Linked DNA regions of Mus musculus: region 1 is linked to region 2. A link is a contact called in ENCODE Hi-C or POLR2A ChIA-PET data. All regions are on one chromosome and are shown on one strand. Each heading gives the region's core, a stretch centred on a gene start or an enhancer-like site at or near the end of the contact. The rest is flanking DNA. Distances are from core to core; before and after follow the strand shown.

What was found. A loop is a pair of places that touch in the nucleus more often than their neighbours do. ChIA-PET counts read pairs that join two places held with the same protein, here RNA polymerase II (POLR2A).
Region 1: POLR2A ChIA-PET joins it to region 2 with 11 read pairs in Patski. The contact joins the promoter of Fam222b here to the promoter of Dhrs13 in region 2. A Hi-C loop is called at or near these places in 2 of 37 maps with a recorded cell type or tissue (T-helper 17 cell and heart). POLR2A ChIA-PET finds 5 or more read pairs at or near these places in 4 of 5 experiments (Patski and embryonic stem cell).

The regions. Positions count from the first base shown.
Region 1 is chr11:78,090,961-78,097,492 of GRCm38, reverse strand. Fam222b (family with sequence similarity 222, member B) reads right to left here and starts at 2,803. Exons shown (of 3, transcript NM_145430.3): 1 at 2,702-2,803.
Region 2 is chr11:78,028,852-78,035,722 of GRCm38, reverse strand. It overlaps Dhrs13 (dehydrogenase/reductase (SDR family) member 13), which reads right to left and starts at 3,410. Exons shown (of 5, transcript NM_183286.2): 1 at 3,225-3,410; 2 at 3,020-3,138; 3 at 1,587-1,710; 4 at 1,137-1,448. The coding sequence starts at 3,351. Dhrs13os (dehydrogenase/reductase (SDR family) member 13, opposite strand) reads left to right here and starts at 3,058. Exons shown (of 2, transcript NR_152257.1): 1 at 3,058-3,566; 2 at 3,792-5,717. It overlaps Phf12 (PHD finger protein 12), which reads right to left. Exons shown (of 15, transcript NM_174852.3): 14 at 6,742-6,871; 15 at 5,187-6,406. The coding sequence ends at 6,072.

The DNA of each region.
Region 1 (6,532 bases), core at 1,554-4,053, 62 kb before region 2:
GTGGTGGCACACGCCATTAATCCCAGCACTTGGGAAGCAGAGGTAGGTGGATTTCTGAGTTCCAGGCCAGCCTGGTCTACAAAGTGAGTTCCAGGACAGCCAGGGCTATACAGAGAAACCCTGTCTAGAAAATCAAAAAAAAAAAAAAAAAAAAGACGTTCTAGCAGATAGGTAAGTTAAAGACAGCAAGGGCTCACTTCCCCCATGCCTCTAAAACAATTCATTCCTCTTATCTATGGATCTCTGGGGATCTAGTACAGCCACTCCCCACCTTCATTCAGCTAAAAGAAATCACTCCCCAATTTTCAAAAGGCCTCACTGTTTCAAGCTCTCGTTCCTCAGAGCCAGCAGGGCTAAAGTATCTGCCTTTCTGTGCACTTGAAAGGCATCCGCACTTATCTTTAGAAAGCTGTGTCTAGAAAAGCACTTTCCCTCCGTGGCAGCGCACAGTTTAACTCTGTCCTTCGCTTTATCCACCCTCAGCAACAAAGCCCCGGGAGCGCTCCTCCAGCCTCTCACAGAACCAGCCATCTCCTAGACCCTTACACAACTACCTACTTGTCCTTCTCACTTCACAGAAGAGATTTCTGGCAGAAGACTATAAACAACGAAGAAAAAGAGTTGAAAAGCTGTGGCTGTACACCACTCCAAAACAGAGAACGCCCTAGGGCAACCAGACTCTTGCAAAGGAAGCTTTTAAAATTAAAAAGTATCAGAGGCTGGCAGGCAATCTTCTATTATTATCAATCCCCTTTGCTTTCTTTGCAGGGCATTAAATAAACTTGTTCTTTTTCCTACAAAATAAAGAAGGCAGATCGGCTAGAGCTGGAGTTAACGATGATGGTGAACCATCATGTAAGTGCTAAAAATGGAACCTAGGCCCTCTTTAAGAGCAGCAAGTGCTCTAAACCACTGAGCCATCTCTCTAGGCTCCAAATAAACAAATTTTTAAAAATATAATAAGAGAAATCAGGGTTCAGGACAGCCAGGGCTACACAGAGAAACCTTGTCTTAAAAAAGAAGGAGGAGGAGAAGAAGAGAAAGAGGAAGAAGCAGCAGCAGCAGCAGCAGCAGCAGCAGCAACAGAAGAAGAAGAAGAAGAAGAAGAAGAAGAAGAAGAAGAAGAAGAAGAAGAGGAGGAGGAGGAGGAGGAGGAGGAGGAGGAGGAGGAGGAGGTAGCAGCAGCTGCCGACAGGGTAGGGAGGAGGTATGGGATGGGGAACCATCAGAGGATGGATCAGGAGGGGGATAAAATCTGGAGTGTAGAAAATGGACTAAATAATAATAATGATAATGATAATAATAATAATAGAAGCCTATTCTGGGCTTGATGATGGAAAACTGTAATCCCAGTTACTTTTAGGAGGCTGTGGCAGGGGTACTGAAAATTCAAGGGCAGCCTAGGTAATGTAGTGGCACCGTCTCAATTAAAACAAAACAAAACAAAATGGGCTGGTGATAGGGCACTTGCCTAGCACACTCAAAACCCAGGCTCAGGTTCCAGCATCAAGTAGAGGCTGGGGAGATAAATGGCTCAGTTAATAAACTGCTTGGCACACAAGCATTAACAGAGGAGCCCTCCCGAATCTCAGCCAGGTACGCCTATAACCCCAGCTACTGGGGAAACAGAGGCAAGACTGTTAATTCAAACTCAACTAGTGCTTGAATTCAAGACCAGCATAAGCAAGTTAGTGAAACTTAGTCTCAAAATAAAAAGCAAAAGGAAGGCTGAGAACATAGCTCAGTGCTTCAGGCTGTATTTGCTTCCTCTTGGGTCAGAAGCTGCATACCATGTAAAAAGGCACAGGAGTAGGGTACTTTTCCTATTCAATTTGACAGAGAATTTGTCACACCACGGAAGAAAGTGCTATTTCTACAGATGATCTGCTGTACTTATGCAGGGTGCACATATTTTTGTCTACTGAGGTTTTACAAATATGCTTTGTTTTGATGGAGAAATCAGTTACTCCATTAATAACCATAGAGTCTAAAATCTGATCGTATTGCTGGTACATACTAGCATCCGTATAGTATTTCCAATCTATAGGTTTCATAAGCTCTCTCAACCAATATATGAAGCTTACAAAAGCCCAGCATTTAATGCTGGATCTTCCAGAGAACCAGAAAGGTTAAGTGGGTCCTATCCAAGGTTATCGATCAGGTTTATCTGTGCTGGACTTGGTTCCAAACCTGACTCCATGTCCTTAGCTCTTTAACCTAGATTCCTCCTGAATTTAAACAGAGCTTCCGACTCCCAAGCTTTACCCAGGGCACATCATAACTCCAGTGACCAGTCCTTCTCTGACTGGTTCAGAGTGGACTTCTTCAGCTCCAGCACGGCTTTTATTTTCCACCACCCTTCCCCCCCAGCAACCATTCTCTGAAAGAAGCGGAAAGGGAGAGGCGACCCAAAGCTCCTGGGGGAAGGGATGATGACAAACCAGACAGCGCGAGGCACTGGTCCTGCCGTGTGCGCCCTCACTCCACGAAACGCAACCCCTTCCCTCCGCCAAGCTGTCCAGCTCTGGGACTCATGACCTAATCATCCATGCTCCAAATGCTCCACCATCATCACCTCAAACTATCCCTCCCCCACGACCTCCGTCCCCGACAAGTAGAAGCCACCCCGCTAGTCAGGGTGTCCTTCCACCACGCCATATCTGCATTCCTTAGAGTCCACTACCCTTAAACCACCACTCACTGTCGGTGACTGGGCCCGGCCCTCATGGCTGCTCCGTTGTCGCCGGTCGCCGCCACTGCTGCTCCACGCCCCAGCCTCTCAATCACAGCCGCCGTCCGGACTGGCCGGGAGCTGCTTCTGCGCCTGCGCAGCCCGGATTGCCCGGGGCCCTCTCCGGCAGTCAGCGCCTGCGCACCTCGCTCCGGGGACGTCTTTATCATTGCCTGATGTCCTGCTTCTCTGGGTCTCAAGTGGGCATGGCCGCTCGCTGGCCTTGGATATTTTAGGTCTTAGGGAATGTGGCTACTGAGCCTTCCTTTTAGGCCTCTAGAATATCTTGCCTAAATTACTAAAGTCTTGAATTGAGATTTATCCCACCAGAATTCTGGATCCTGCCTGCACTTAAAGACCAAATCTTTTAGGCGTGGAAGAAATTGCAGACTCGTTCCCTACTGTACATCTCTGACTACGGAGTCAGATCTTTTTGCAAACCGATAAAGAAGACCTTTATCCCTGTGTAGTAGTAGCACGTACCCAACAGTACTTGAAATATTAATACTTACGATTATGAGCGACTGGACGGACATCGATCCTAGTAGCCAAACTTCAGTCCTCTGCATCAGCAGCGAGTGCTCATAGTCGCTGAACATTTCTCCAGCCCCTATACAACTATATTTTTTTTTAAAGATTTATTTATTTATTATATGTAAGTACACTGTAGCTGTCTTCAGACACTCCAGAAGAGGGCGTCAGATCTTGTTACAGATGGTTGTGAGCCACCATGTGGTTGCTGGGATTTGAACTCTGGACCTTCGGAAGAACAGTCGGGTGCTCTTACCCACTGAGCCATCTCACCAGCCCATACAACTATATTTAATGGAACTCTTAAGTGTTTAATAAACTAACACCCGGACGGAATGGAGCACTCCATGAATCTTTGCAGAGGCAGGAGGATTTCTGTGAGTTTGAGGCTCTCCTGATCTACAGATGAAGTTCTAGGATATCCAGAGCTACATTTTTAAAAGAATTTGGGCTCTGGAGAGATGGCTCAGTGGTTAAGAGCACTGACTGCTCTTCCAGAGGTCCTGAGTTCAAATCCCAGCAACCACGTGGTAGCTCACAACCATCTGTAATGGGATCCAACACTCTCTTCTGGTGTGTCTGAGGACAGCTATAGTGTACTCATAAAATAAATAAATCAATCTTAAAAAAAAAAAAAAGAAATTGGTGTTACTTCTTTCTGTCTTTTTTTTTTTTTTTTTTTTTCAGAGAAGTACCCAGGAACCCGAAGGGTTTTCATGAAATGCTTACAAATGTATTAATACTGAGGTGATGATGACAACTTTGGCTATATAAGACAGAATCTCACTAGTATCCCAGACTGGTCTTGAATCCCATATGTAGTCCATGGTGGCCTTGAATTTGTGATCCTCCTGCCTCAGCCTCCTGAATAACAACATTACAGGCCTGAGCTACATTCCTGTCAGAGGCTTCTGTCTTTTAAAAATGTAAGTTGGTTGCTACAAATTGCTATGAACTAATTGGTATCTAATACAGTATACACAGGTGCAAATTTAATGAGTGAGTTGCCTCCTAACTGGTCTGGGATAGAGGGACTCAAATTTAATTAGGGTTGCTCACATAAGCCTTGGGGACTTGCTGATTACAGGAGTATGGTCAACTTACCAGTGGCTGGACAAAATGTGTCTCAGTTTCTTTCTTTTTCTTTTTCATTTTTCTCTTTTATTTTTTCTTTTGTCTTTAAAATGTCTTCCAGAGGCTGCAGAACTGGCTCAGTGTTTTAGAGCCCTTGTTACTATTCCTAGCACCTACACAGTGGTTCACAAACATCCAAAACTCCACTTCCAGATGTCCACTTCTGACCTCCTCAAGCAAAGCACCAGGCACACATATGGAGCACATACATACACACAGGCAAAACACTCATACACATAAAATAAAATCTGAAAATATCTTCCACATAACTATAAGCATTCCTCCAATATTTTCTGCATGTTTTTTTTAATATTTGTTTTATATGTGTTAGGTTTCAATCCTAGGACAATTAGCTGAAGTGCCTATTTAACATATCAAAGCAGATGCTGGCCTCCAGATTCTCCCTTTAATCACTCAGTCCCCCCTACCTGTTACTGAGCCCTCCTGGCTGGCATACCCTGCCCTCCACCCTGAACTCTCCAGCCCAGGAAAGCCCACTTGCTTGCTTGCTCTCTCTCTCTCTCTCTCTCTCTCTCTCCCTCTCTCTCTCTTCCTTCCTTCCTTCCTTCCTTTTCTTTTTGATTCACTAAGTACGGACACTTTGTCTGCATGTATATCTGTGTGTGTACCATGTGAACGCCTGATGTGCTTGAAGACCAGAAGCCTGTGAGCTAGTGCCTAGCTTGAAAGATGTAGCACTATTTATTTATTCAAAGTGATGCGTGTTTGTAATCTCTGCACTTTGGAAGCTGCCAGAAGGGCTGTCTCAAATTGAGATTGAAACCACCCTAAGAAAAATAGCAAGAACCAAGCCAACCAGAGCCACATAACAAAGTCCTGTTTAAAAAGAAAGAAAAAGCTCTGGAGAGATGGCTCAGCTGTTAAGAGCACTGACTGCTCTTCTGAAGGTCCTGAGTTCAATTCCCAGCAACCACATGGTGACTCACAACCATCTGTAATGGGATCTGATGCCCTCTTCTGGTGTGTCTGAAGACAGTGACAGTGTTCTCACATATATAGAATAAATAAATTAAAGAAAGAAAGAAAGGAAATGGTTTGTGTTAAGTCCAAAATCATTGCACACTTGGCACCAAAAGAGAACTACACAGCCAAGGATGATTGAGAGTTTATGTGACATTACTTCCTGATGAGTGGATGACTAAAAGGAAGTCCGAACTGACCTTGACCTCTTGGTGCTACACCATCAATGTCTCCATCATCACCATCAACACCATCAACATCACCAGTGTCTCCATCCACTGGGTCCTTGCCACATATGCTTCCTGGGAAGGCCTGTTAGGACCTACATGATGAACAGTACCTCTTCCCATGCTTAAAACATTCTGCGTCTCCTACGAGAATTCTATCCTTGTACTAAAGTCCTCTATGATAGGGTTGCATGTAGATCCAGCTGACTTCCATACGTATGCCAGGGCAAACTTGGAACTTCTAATCCTCCCACTTTCCTTTCCTTAGTGCTGAGAGTAAGGTGTGCCCCACCTCACCTTGGTTATTGGTGCTAAGTTTTGACCACAAAACTTCATGCATGCTAGGCAAGCGCTTCCAATGAGCTCATGTCCCCCTCCCCCCTTTTCAAGATGGAGTAGCTCTTGCTGATCTAGACCTCACTCTGTTGAACAGGATGGTCTTGAAATTACAGTCATCTTCCCGTCTATGCCTCTCAAGGACTAGATTATAGCACGTGCAGACCCTATTTGAATTGCCGCTGTTGTTGTTGAGGAAAGGGTCTTACTGTGTAGTCTTGGCTGGCCAGGAAATGACCACGTAGACCAAGGATGCCTTGACCTCACTATGTAGATCAGGACAGCCTTGAACTCACAATGTAGACCAGTTCTGCCTTCCAAGTGCTAGGACTAAAGGTGTGAGCCACCATGACCAGCTTGAATTTCTTCTTTTAAAAAAATATTGTATAGGGGTTTGCAGCCTCATAGGAGGAACAACAATATGAACTAACCTGTAACCCCAGAGCTCCCTGGGACTAAACCACCAATCAAAGAAAACACATAGTAGGACTCATGGCTCTAGCTGCATATGTAGCAGAGGATGGCCTAGTCTGTCATCAATGGGAGAATAGGCCCTTAGTCCTATGAAGGTTCTATGCCCCAGTATAGTAGA
Region 2 (6,871 bases), core at 2,161-4,660:
CACCACCGCCCTGACTTGTCTTTTCAGTGGTGTTGGGGACCAAACCCAATCTTAGCTTGGTGTGGTGGCTTATATGGGAAATCTAAATATGAGGCAAGAAGTTTGGGGTGAATTTGAGGCTTGACTGAGCTACCCAGAATTCCAGAAAACTGTCTCAACCACCCCCCTCCCCCATCAAAACTAAAACAAAAAACAGAACAAAATAAAATGCCAACAAACAGCTAGAACAACCAGATGGCTCAGTGGTTAAGAGTACTCGCTGCTCTTGTAGAGGACCTGGGTTTTTGGTTTTAAAGATTTTATTTATTTTTTTATTCATATGAGTGCACTGTAGCTATTTTCAAACACACCAGAAGAGGGCATCAGACCCCATTACAGATGGTTGTGAGCCACCATGTGGCTACTGGGAACTGAACTCAGGACCTCTGGAAGAGCAGTCAGTGCTCTTAACCGCTGAGCCATCTCTCCAGCCCCTAGGTTGGTTCTTAGCACCCACATGGAAGGAAGGTCACAACCATCCGTAACACCAGTGCTAGGAGAATCTTACGTCTGTGGGCACTGCCACCACTACAGTATATAGCCATGCAGAGAAAACTAACACATACACATACACACACACACACACACACACACACACACTAAACTAAGCCAGGAATGATGTTCCATACCTTTGATCCCAGCACTCTGGAGACAGAAGCAGGCAGGTCTTTGGATGTTTGAGGCCAGCCTTGCCTACAAAGCAAACTCCAGGCCAGCTTAGTCTACACAGTGAGATCCTGTCTCAAAACCAAATCAACCAAACAACCAACCAACCAAACATCCTAAACCAAAGAGCAGAAGCTCAGGGTTTGGCCTATACTAGGACATGTGTTCTACCTATCAGCTGCAGCCGCAGCCCTCTATATTATCATCAGGATCTTGTTTTATCCCCAAGCCAGTGGTCAGCATCCAAGCGTGAAGGTGAGCAAGGAAGAAAACAGATGAGAAGAAAGTCTGCTCCCAAGATCAGCAAGGAACAGGTTTCCCTTTGACCATGTTTCCATTCTGTGACTCAATAGGAGACTGGGGGTATGGAGGCACATAGTAACATACAAAGATGCTAGAGAAGTAAGGAAGAGCCGTCAGTCAGGCCTCACCTGGGTGGGCCGCATAGCAGGTAACACCAGTGCCCTCAAGCTGGGTGGCAAGCTCCCGGGCAAACAGCACGTTGGCTAGTTTGCTGTCAGCGTACGCCCGAAGCTCCTGCTGCCAGCCCACCACTGGGCAGTCCAGACGTGTGAAGTCGAGACGACCACGTCGGTGGGCAGCCGATGACACTATTACCACACGGCTGGGGGCACATGACCTCAGGCGGGGTAGCAACAAGTGCGTCAGCAGAAAAGGGCCAACATGGTTCACTCGCAACAGCAGGTTAAAGGTTTCCCGAGTCCGGCCACAGGAGCTGATCCCTAGAGCAGAAGCTAGGCATGAGGTGCTGTCATAGGTGTCCCACAGGTCTTAGAATCCCCACTTGTGAGATGTGTCTGCTGGAGGGTCTGCCTCTCCAGGCTCCCCGCCGCCCTCCCACAGGGCCTGCTACTCCTCACCTGCATTGTGGATGAGGACGTCCAGCCTTGGCTCAGAGCTTAAGAAGGCTGTGGCAAAGGCCTGCACGGAGGCCAGACTGGCCAAGTCCAAGGCCATGAAGATGACCTCATTGTTTCCACTTTCCTGTGGAGCAGCAAGGGCTAGGATTGTTACTGGGTATCTCCCTTCTCCTCCCTCTTTCCAGGCTTCTGAGAGTCTACCCACCTATGACTAAAACCTGCCTCTATGCATCAGCGTGTAATGGGTGTGTGGATTCAAATCTTGACTTTGCCCCTAACTAGAGTGTGACTTCAGACGTGATACTGAATATCTTTTGGGCCTCTGTTCTCTTACTGAAAAATGAGAGGATAGTAATAATATTAACAGCAATAATAATACTTTCTACTGGAAAAAAAAGCTGGGAGAGTTAAATCAGATAAAATACATGTATGTCTGGTGTGGTGGCACACATTGGTTATCCTAGCTACCCTTTTGTCACCAGTTCAAGGCCTGCCTGAGCTAGAGTTAATATATATTAAATACCCAGTCAGCAGCGTGCAGGTATTTGCCATTAACATCCCTTGTTTTTATTATCATTTACCATAAAAATCAATTACAGCCTTTCACCTGTTGTAGACAGCATCTTGCTACGTAGCTCAGACTGCCTTGGAACTCATGATCTCCCTTCCTCAGCCTCTTCAGGGCTGGAATTACAGGTGTGCACCAGCATGTCCTGCTGTAACAAACTTTTCCTAAGAGACTGTGGTCTTCTCTTACACACCTTTTTAAAAAAAATTTATTTTATTTGTTTGCTTGTTTATTTTGAGACAGAGTCTTAGGATGTAGCCCAAGCTGGTCTTCAACTCACAGAAATCTACCTGTCTCTGCCTCTCAAGTGCTAGGATTAAAGGTATGTGACCCTCTCACTCCTGTCCTCTGCAGTCTAGACACCGCACAGTTCTAAGAAATTCATCTGAAAAAGCCATCAGGATGGTCCAGAGCCTACTGAAGTGTCTTCTCTGCTCAGCTGTCTTCAACTCGATGGTATTTGGAAGGGCCTTCAGAAGCTGGCTGTGGCTCAGAACCACTTCAGGACATTCCTTTTATTCCTTGCTTCATCTCCCGCCCCCTGTCTCTCCAATTAGACTCTCTAGTCTCAGGGCATTTGCACCTGCTGTTCTTTCTGCATCTCTTCATTATCCTAACCCTTCCTTCTTTGTCGCCTTTGCCAAGGCTGGCCTTGAGCTCGCAGCCCGGTGCTGGGACCACACCTGACTTCATTAACTCTGATTCTTAAAGCTCTCAAGATTAAAGACCACAGCAGTCCCTGCATCTTCCTCTCTGTTTAAGGGATAGTGAGGCTCTCTCCTCTCAGATCTTGATTCCTCCGTCGCTCTGCTCCGCCCTCCGCGTCCCGGGCTCACCCGCCTCCCGCATTCCCCTATGGTCTCACCTGACGGAGGTCGAAAGCGGCCGCTTCCCCGCGCTCCCGGCTGCGGCAGGCCAGCACCACGCGCGCTCCCCGGCGCGCCAGCTCCAGCGCTGTCATCTTTCCGATGCCGCTATTGGCGCCTGCGGGCGGCGGGTGGGAGCCAGCTCAGCCGGTCGGGCCGCGGCCACCCGCCCGGCCTCCCCGCCGCCCGCTCGCGCGCACTCACCAGTGACCACGACCGTGCGGCCCCGAAGGCTGCCGATGCCGCCGCACGACGGGGCCTTCACCAGGTTGTAGTAGACAAGCACGTAGGCGCCCAGCAGCAGCCCGGCGCCCAGCAGCAGCATCTCCATGCCGGCAGTGCTCCCGATTCCCGCCCGGGCCTCGTCGCTCCCGCCTCGGCCTCGCGAGGGCGGCGGCAGGCTGGGCAGGGGTGTGCGCGCACGCGTGGCCCCTGCGAGCGCCCCCTAGGCGTGCGCCTGCGTGCCCTGGCGGCGTGCCTAGGAGAAACACCTTGGAGTCCTGGGAGCGCCCTCTAGGCTTGCGAACTCCCGGGAACGCGTGCTCGGTAAGTACCCGGAAACATCTGCCTGAGGGACGGGTGGGTGTGTGCATGCCTAGGGCCCTGAGATCTCCGCTCAGGCTTTGGGCGTGCTTCTGGATTCTGGGCGGGCGCCGGCGGTGAGAGCACTGCGTAGGTGTCTGTGCCCATCGCGGGAGTCCTCCAGGCTGTGCATGCATCTGTAGTCTCCACCAACGCGTGTGACTGAATGAACATCTCTGTTTACTCTAGGTGTGAGTATGTAGCAGTCTCTCAGTCTGGAGTCCTGTGTACATGAATGGGCTCGTGTGTCTGGAGTCGAGTCCTGGATGCCTTTTCCTCAATGAAGCGACTCTTTTCTCATTCTTTCATTATCCAGCCCTCCGCTGCTCTTCTAGGACATTTCCCGTTACAGGCCAGAGGCATGAGGCTTCTTATGCTGGCACTGACAGGGTTGTCAGGATTCAACCATGTGATTTCCTAACTTTGTGACCCCACCCCTTTCCCTGTCGATTTTGGAGGTGGTTTCCCTAGGCCCATGGTGGCCTTAAATTTGAGATCCTCCTTCCTCAAACTCCGAAACAGTGGGTATTACATGGTTGTTACTCCATGACCTCTGCTTTCGAAAAGGCGGTAATTTGTTTCTAGAACGGTTCACAGGTAGCAAGACTAGGTAGGTAGACACTCCATTACTCTGGAAACAGTGACTGAGGGTAAGCTGGGCAGGGACAGCTAGGGATGTGGGCATTCCAAGCAGGACCTTGCCTAGGACAGTGAAGGACAGGTAGTTCCTTTCTGCCTTTGGAGGTTTAAGAAGTCCTTCCTGAAGTGGAAGCAGAGTGGCAGGGACAAGAATACAACTATATGTGGGAGTCAGGGTCAGATTTCTGAGACCAGGGAATTCCCTATTTAATACTGCACTGTGTTCTTGGAGCACAACTATAGACGCTGTGGATGTAAAGCTCGTCTTCTAGCCCTATCAACAGACTTGAATATATGAATAGGTACTAGTTAGAATAGTGCCAGAACACAGATTTTTCTAGGGGACTGTTCTCAGGAAGAACTTCCTGAATAAGCCATCTCCAGGAAGCTAGCAGGATGCCCAGGAAATTAGAATTAGGGTAACACAGCAGGGTATTTCCTGATGAGAACAGCAGAAGTTATTCAAGTTACACCAAGAGCCGCACAGGCTAGAGCAGCAGTCTTTAACCTGGGTCACCTCCTTACCAAGAGTCGAAGGACCCCTTCACAGGAGTTGCATCTCAGATATCCTGTGTCAGACATTTATAATTTGCAACAGTAGCAAAATTAAAGTTATGATGTAGCACTGAAATACTTTTAGGGTAGGTGGTCACCACACGACAGACTGTATAAAAGGGTCACAGCATCAGGACTGTTGAGAACCATTGGTCTAGAGAGATGTTACTGTATTAGGGCTCCCTAGGGAAACAGCAGCCCTCCAAAGGCAAGCACTCCTTTCCAGTTCCCTCTCAGAGCTTAGGCTCCCTTCACTAACATCTGCCTTCTCCACCAAGCTTCCCTGGAGACTACCTGAGACTGACACTTGTACAAAGGGTGTGAAAAGTGAGATCCAGGACACTTCCCCTTCTAAGCATGACAGGGAGGACAGACAGGCAGAAAACATAATTTGAAGTATTTTTGGTTTTTATATACAGAATACAGGAAAGTTTCTGTCAAGTCTAAAACATTACAATTACTATGTACATTGGTTGTGGGGAAGAGGAAGTATCTGGGGTGAGGAGGAAGAGAAGTGGTAAGAACAAAAAAGGACACAGAACAGGTTTACGACAAAAACGCCTTTGCTACAATAGACAATTTGAGAAACACTCTACCACATGTACTGTACACAGCTTTTAAAAACATTGAAAAAATGCCATCACTAGATGTATTTACACAAAATCCAAATACACTTTTCCTTATTTGAAATAAAATAGATGGACAGCCAGAAAAAAGGATTCATTTCTCATTTGTCCATATACACAGTAGCTACCTGTAGTGCAACTGCTGCAGAGAGGGGAAGTCCTTGTAGGGTGGGAACCATGGAAAGGAGTGGGTAGCGATCTTTATATTAAATAAAACAATGATATTGTATAGATTTTGCTGTATGAAAACTGTATTTTTTTCTTTTAATATAAAACTATTGTCACTGCCACAAAATAGAACAAGTTTCTGATTATTTTACAACAGTGGGCAGGCGGTCGAGGGGGAGGAGCAGGAGGCGGGGGAAGGGATTGTGCTGGAGGAAGTGTCCAGACCAGGGCCTCCTGTCCCTGCCCTCGCTGCTCCTCAGCGCGGATCTGCCGCTTTCCCATGAAATGTTGAGTACAAATATATGTGCAAATGCCCCCTAGAACTTGAGAAAAGAAAAAAAGTCTTAAAAAACAGTCAAAAGGTTTTCTTCATTTCATGCAAAGATTGTAGTTGAGGGTTTCTGGTATAGAAAACACCCAGGCTTGGTTCGTGTACATTTTTGCATTGCAGGAGTCTTGGGTGGGCGTCCAGGCCAATGGCCTAGGGAACGGAGTTGGAGCGCAGCACAGGGCCCTGATGGGGCTTGAGAGAGAGTTTCTCAGCCAAGACCCCATCCTGCAGCAGGCTGGCATCGCCTTTGGGCTGTTTGGTCGCAAACTCAGTGATGCTGAAGACAAACTGCAGGCAGCCCAGCTTGATGTAGCTGCCATGGTGGAGTAAGGCTGTGCCCTCCCAGCCGGCCCCACTGCCCCCAATCAAGCTTGAGCTGCTGGCTTTGCAATTGCAGGGTCTCCGCTGTGGCCCCTGGGCCTGGGAACTCATCATGGCTGCCTCCTCACTTGGCTCTTCATCCTGTTTCTGGTGTCGGCGGCGCCCTGGGAAAAAGGGGCATGATCATAGGAGGGGAAGAGTGAATGGCTGACCTGTCTGGGGTGACTGGCAGTACTGGCCCCCTGCGTCTCCCCATTCTATGCTACATGATCAGGGCTGAGGATGCTCAGACGGGGCTGGAGTCTCAAGTCCCTGCCCAGGTCTGATACATATGTGGGTGTTCAGCACTTGATTTTCGGTGGCTTTTTCCAGGCCCACCATCAATGAGCTTGGCCAAGGGGACTGGGAAGGCAAGAAACTGTAGGTCACTGACAGCATGGTAGAACCAAGGTGACGGGGGGCCTTAGCTGTGTGGCCACAGGCCTCTGCTCCAACTTACTGATGACACTCTGTACTTTGGCAACAATACTGCTTGGGGGGGTTGGCGGGGTCTTCTCAGAGAAGTCACATGAATACAGCACATTGTCCACCGTTGTCCCATGCTCACTGTAGTTTAACAGCTCATAATG